Regions from separate parts of the Homo sapiens genome. Here region 2 is linked to region 1. Evidence: read pairs that join two places in POLR2A ChIA-PET (ENCODE). Cell type or tissue: HepG2. All regions are shown on one strand.

Evidence for each region. Peaks named below come from ENCODE experiments on the same cell type or tissue, not always from the same donor. Only the 100,000 strongest peaks of a DNase experiment are listed, where the experiment ranks them.
Region 2: POLR2A ChIA-PET joins it to region 1 with 11 read pairs; 9 of 35 experiments call an interaction of 5 or more read pairs at or near these places.

What each region holds. Positions count from the first base shown.
Region 1 is chr3:141,893,849-141,896,348 of GRCh38, forward strand. All of the region lies in intron 1 of ATP1B3 (ATPase Na+/K+ transporting subunit beta 3), which reads left to right. Among named protein-coding and RNA genes, the nearest start is that of ATP1B3, 18 kb to the left of the region's middle. In HepG2, no CTCF peak of the experiment used is centred here; a DNase peak (open chromatin) is centred at 1,153.
Region 2 is chr3:141,727,569-141,730,068 of GRCh38, forward strand. No RefSeq gene overlaps it. Among named protein-coding and RNA genes, the nearest start is that of RNF7, 9.5 kb to the right of the region's middle. In HepG2, a CTCF peak has its summit at 1,868 (motif pointing right); a DNase peak (open chromatin) is centred at 1,083; H3K4me3 peaks cover 454 bases.

The DNA.
Region 1 (2,500 bases):
AAATACAGCCATGCCTTCTGAGAAATGTGCTTAGCTGTGTTCATTGATTTCATTGTTGTGCAGACATTATAAAGTGGACTTACACAAATCTAGATGGCATAGCCCTCTAGACATATAGGCCATATGGTATAGACTGTTGCTCCTAGCTGCAAACTTGTACAACATGTTACTGGATGAATACTGTTAGCAATTGTAACACAATGGTAAGTATTTGTCTGTAAACATATCTCAACATAGAAAAGGTACAGTAAAAATACCATGTAAACATAAAAAATGGTATACCTGTATAGGGCACTGACCTTGAATGGAGCTTGCAGGACTACAGTTGCAGTGAGTGAGTGGTGAGTGAATGTGAAGGCCTAGAACATTACTGTACCCTACTGTAGACTTTATAAACACTGTACACTTAGGCTACACTAAATTTATTAAAATTTTTTTTACTTCAGTAATAACCTTAGCTTACTGTAACTTTTTACAATTTTTTTTTTTAATTGAGATGGGGTCTTGCTATGTTGCCCAGGCTGGTCTCGAACTCCTGGCTTCAAGCAATCTTCCCATCTCAGCCTCCCAAAGCTATGGGATTGCAGGTGTGAGCCTTCATACCCAGCGACTTTATATACTTTTAATAACACTTAGCTTTTAAAGCACAAACACATTGTACAGCTGCATAAAAATATTTTCTTTATATCCTTATTCTATAACATTTTTTCTATTTAAAAGTTTTAACTTTTTAAACTTTTTTGTTAAAAACTAAGACACAAACATGCACATTAGCCTAGACCTACACAGAGTCAGAATCATCAGTATCACCGTCTTCCACCTTCATCTCTTGCCCCACTGGAAGGTCTTCAGGGGCAGCAACACGCATGGGGCTGTCCTCTGTGATGACAATGCCTTCTTCTGGATACCTCCTGAAGGATTGCCTGAGGCTTTTTACAGTTAACTTTGTAAGTAGAAGGAGTACACTATAAAATAACAACAAAAAGTATAGCATAGTAAATATATAAACCCATAGCAGTTTATTATCATTATTAAGTATTATGCATTGTACACAGTTGTTGCATACTAGACTTTTATGTGACTGGTAGGTTTGTTTATACCAGCATTGCTACAGACACGTGAGTAATGCATTGTGTTGCGACATCACTAGGCCATAGGAATTTTTCAGCTTTATTATGATCTTAATGGGACTATTGTTGTGTATGCAGTCTGTCACTGACTGAAATGTTACGTGGTGTATGTCTGTATGTGGAATCATGCTTTATGTTTTTTTTGGGGGGAGGGTCTCATAGGAGATGACAGCTCCTGTGCATGTTATTGTCTCTTTTTTCTTTCTTTTCTTTTTTTTTTTTTTTTTTAAGATGGACTCTTACCCTGTTGCCCGGGCTGGAGTGCAGTGGCGTGATCTCAGCTCGCTGCAACCTCTGCCTCCCGTGTTCAAGCAATTCTCCTGCCTCAGCCTCCCGAGTAGCTAGGATTACAGGTGCCCGCTACCATGCCTGGCTAATTTTTTGTATTTTTAGTAGAGACTGGGTTTCACCACGTTGGCCAGGCTGGTCTCTAACTCCTGACCTCAGGTGATGCACCTGCCTCAGCCTCTCAAAGTACTGGGATTACAAGCGTGAGCCACTGCGTCCCGCCTCTTTTTTCTTTAGCATAATTATTTTGAGATCCATCTGTGTTTCCATGTGTATCCACAGTTCTTATTGCTGAATAGTATTGCATTGTATGGATATAGCCAAATTTATTAATTCAACTGTTGGTGGATATTTGGGTTGTTTGCAGTTTTCAGTGATTATAAATAAAGTGTCTGAACATTCACATTTCCCTACTGTGTGAACATGGGCTTTTATTTTTCTTGGGTAAATATCTAGAAGTAGATTGGCTGGATCTTTTGGTAGGTGTGCATGTTGCTAACTTTTCAAAAAATTGTCAAACTTTTCTTTTTCTTTTTAAAAACAACAACAGCAACAAAAAACATTCCCACCAGCAGGATGTGAGAGTTTCAGTTGCTCCACTTCTGGGTCATTACATGGTACGGTCAGTCTTTAAAATTTCTAGCATTCTGGTGGGTATGTAGTGGAGCTCATTATAGTTTTGATTTCTCTTCCCTGGTGACTAATGATTTGGAACACACTTTTTATGGGCTTATTTTTGCAATCCTTACATCTTGGTGAAGTTTCGGTTCAGATCTTTTGCCTGCTTCAAAAAATGTGTCTTGGACTGGGTGCGGTGGCTCACACTTCTAACCCCAGCACTTTGGGAGGCCAGGGTGGGAGGATCACTTGAGTCCAGGAGTTTGAGAGCAGCCTGGACAACAGAGCAAAATCCCCTTCTCGGCTGGGGATGATGGTTCACGCCTGTAATTCTAGTACTTTGGGAGGCCGAGGCAGGAGGATCACTTGAAGTCAGGAATTCAAGAACAGCCTGGCCAATATGGTGAAACCCCATCTCTAGTAAAATTACAAAAAAAAAAAATTTTCTTAAGAAGACCCCCTTC
Region 2 (2,500 bases), 170 kb before region 1:
GGCCCTTATCCTCATGGCTGCAAGGTGGCTCCCACACCTGTGACCTCTCCTCTCCATTCCAGACCAGAAGAAGGAGAAGAAAGGACAAGGAGGAAGTGCTAGTATCTGATTTCTGGCTCATTCTTTTTTTTTTTTTTTTTTTTTTTTGAGACAGTTTCGTTCTTGTTGCCCAAGCTGGAGTGCAATGGTGTGATCTTGGCTCACTGCAACCTCCGCCTCCTGGGTTCAAGCAATTCTCCTGCCTCCCAAATAGCTGGGATCACAGGCATGCACCACCATGCCTGGCTAATTTTGTATTTTTAGTAGAGACGGGGTTTCTCCACATTGGTGAGGCTGGTCTCAAACTCCCAACCACAGGTGATCCGCCCACCTCGGCCTCCCAAAGTGCTGGGATTACTGCGCCCGGCCTCAAGTTGTGACATTCTAAACCACATTGTCTTACACCTCCAGGTTCCTTTCCATATTCATCCACCTTGCCTTCCACTGCTCTTTCCTGTGCCCAGCCTGATTTGACCTCATACTTGTACAAGCATTTTCATACTTCAACCTCAATTTACCCTCTGGAGCTGAAATTCAGTACTATTTTCTAAAGTTCTTGTTTTTCCTCTCAACTGTATTTCTTGTTTTCCCTTCTGCTTTTGGCCTCTCCCTGGAGAAGCCTGGCCTCCAGAAACTGTAGTGTTAGGCACCTCCGGCCTTATAAGCAGGACCTAGCTGTATGGCTAAATGAGAAGCAGGAAGGAGGAGAAGGGAGAGTTCCATGGGAAAGAATATGGAGGAGGGGTTGACACAGGCTCTGTAATAACACATTAGGGATTTGAGTCTTTATTTTATAGGAAAATCAGTGAGAACTCTGGGTTTCAAGTGATACAAAACCGATTCAAACTGACTTAAGTACAAAAGCAAATCTGTTGACTCCTGTAAGTCCAGGGTGGTTCTAGCTTAAAGTCCAGCTGAAATCAAGGGTTCACATAACGCCGCCCACCTCCATCTCCTGGGAGTTCTGCTGCTGTGTTGACTTTACTCTCAGGCAGGCTCTTTCCCACATGGGGGCAAGTTGAGCAGCATTAGCCAGAGGGTTACATTCTGCCTGGTTAATAATCTCAAGAAGGAGCTCTTCTTTGGACTTTCACTGGAGGACCATGAGTCACATGCACACCTGTTAACCAATCACTGTGCCAGGGAGATGAAATACACTAGACATCCCTGGGCTACGTGCATACCCTGGAGGGCAGGGGAGTGGAACCCTAAAACAAACTCAAAGTGCTGTTGCAGAAAGAAGCTGAAATGGAAGCTGGGTAGGCGGAAACAAGAGATGTCTACTAAAGAAAGAGGGCCAGTAATGGTATTAGAGCTGGTAATGAGAAGATCAGAATGTTGCTTTCAGATGATTAATCTGGAAGCAGGGTCCAGGATGGGCTTGGGGTTGGGGAAGTTTGGGATTAGGAAAACTGGTTAGGAGGCTACTCTATCATCCAGGTAAAAGACATGACAGTGAGAATGGGAAAGACAGGACAAGTGTAAGAAGTTACTTCAGAGGTAAATTAATTGTCAGCATCACTCGCACCAAGAAGGTATAAGGAAGAGGTATGAGGTCAGAGGAAAGTCACTCGGCTAATAAGAATGTGGGAGAATGCCTCTCTCAGAAGCCTAAGACCCACTCCCTCTAATGTAGTTGTGAGATATCCTACCTATTTATGATTATGTTCTTTCCCCGTGCAGGTAAACTACCGGTCTTAAAAATTACAGTCACTCCCCAGATCTCTTCAGATACCTTCAGATCAATTTGGAAAAATAGCAAGAAGTCTAACACTATGCATAAAAAGAAGAAAAAGGTAAGTTCTTGGACGTCTGTGTCAGTGAGGAGCAGCCACCAGGGAGTGCTGTGTGGAGCCTGGGCCCTTGGGGCAGACAGCACCATCAGCTGCAGGTTTTGCATTTGATTATATGAGAATTTAGGTTCTAGGTCACGCTCCCCTAAACCATCATTCCAATCTGATGGATGATGATTGAACCAAGAGACAAGTAAGTAAGAGAACAACAGTTTCCTCAAAGATTGGCACAGACTGGGCCTCCCCTCTTTAATTCCCACCCCTACCCAAATCCTAGTTGCTGCTAGCCTATTGTGGATCTGAAAAGATAAATTTACTTTTAAATTTACCTAAACTCTTTATGAAGGCTGTGCTACCTCTTAGGAGGTAATGCTTTATATATGTTTATTCTCTACTGTAAGAAGTTGAACTCCCTTTTTTCTATAATTTATGATTGCCTGTTTATTATTTCACAGACTAAAAACTGAATATAGGTGCTATATTTCCATATGGATGTCATCTATTTCCATGGCCAAGCAGATACACCCGGATAGATATTGCTTATTCTATAGTAATATTTTTCACTGTAACCAAGTCCCTTTGAAGTTCTCAAATTTGATGATTATTGTATGAAAGTTTAAAGTCATGTGATAATCCTGTCTTGTGATGATCCCATCACACTTGTCATT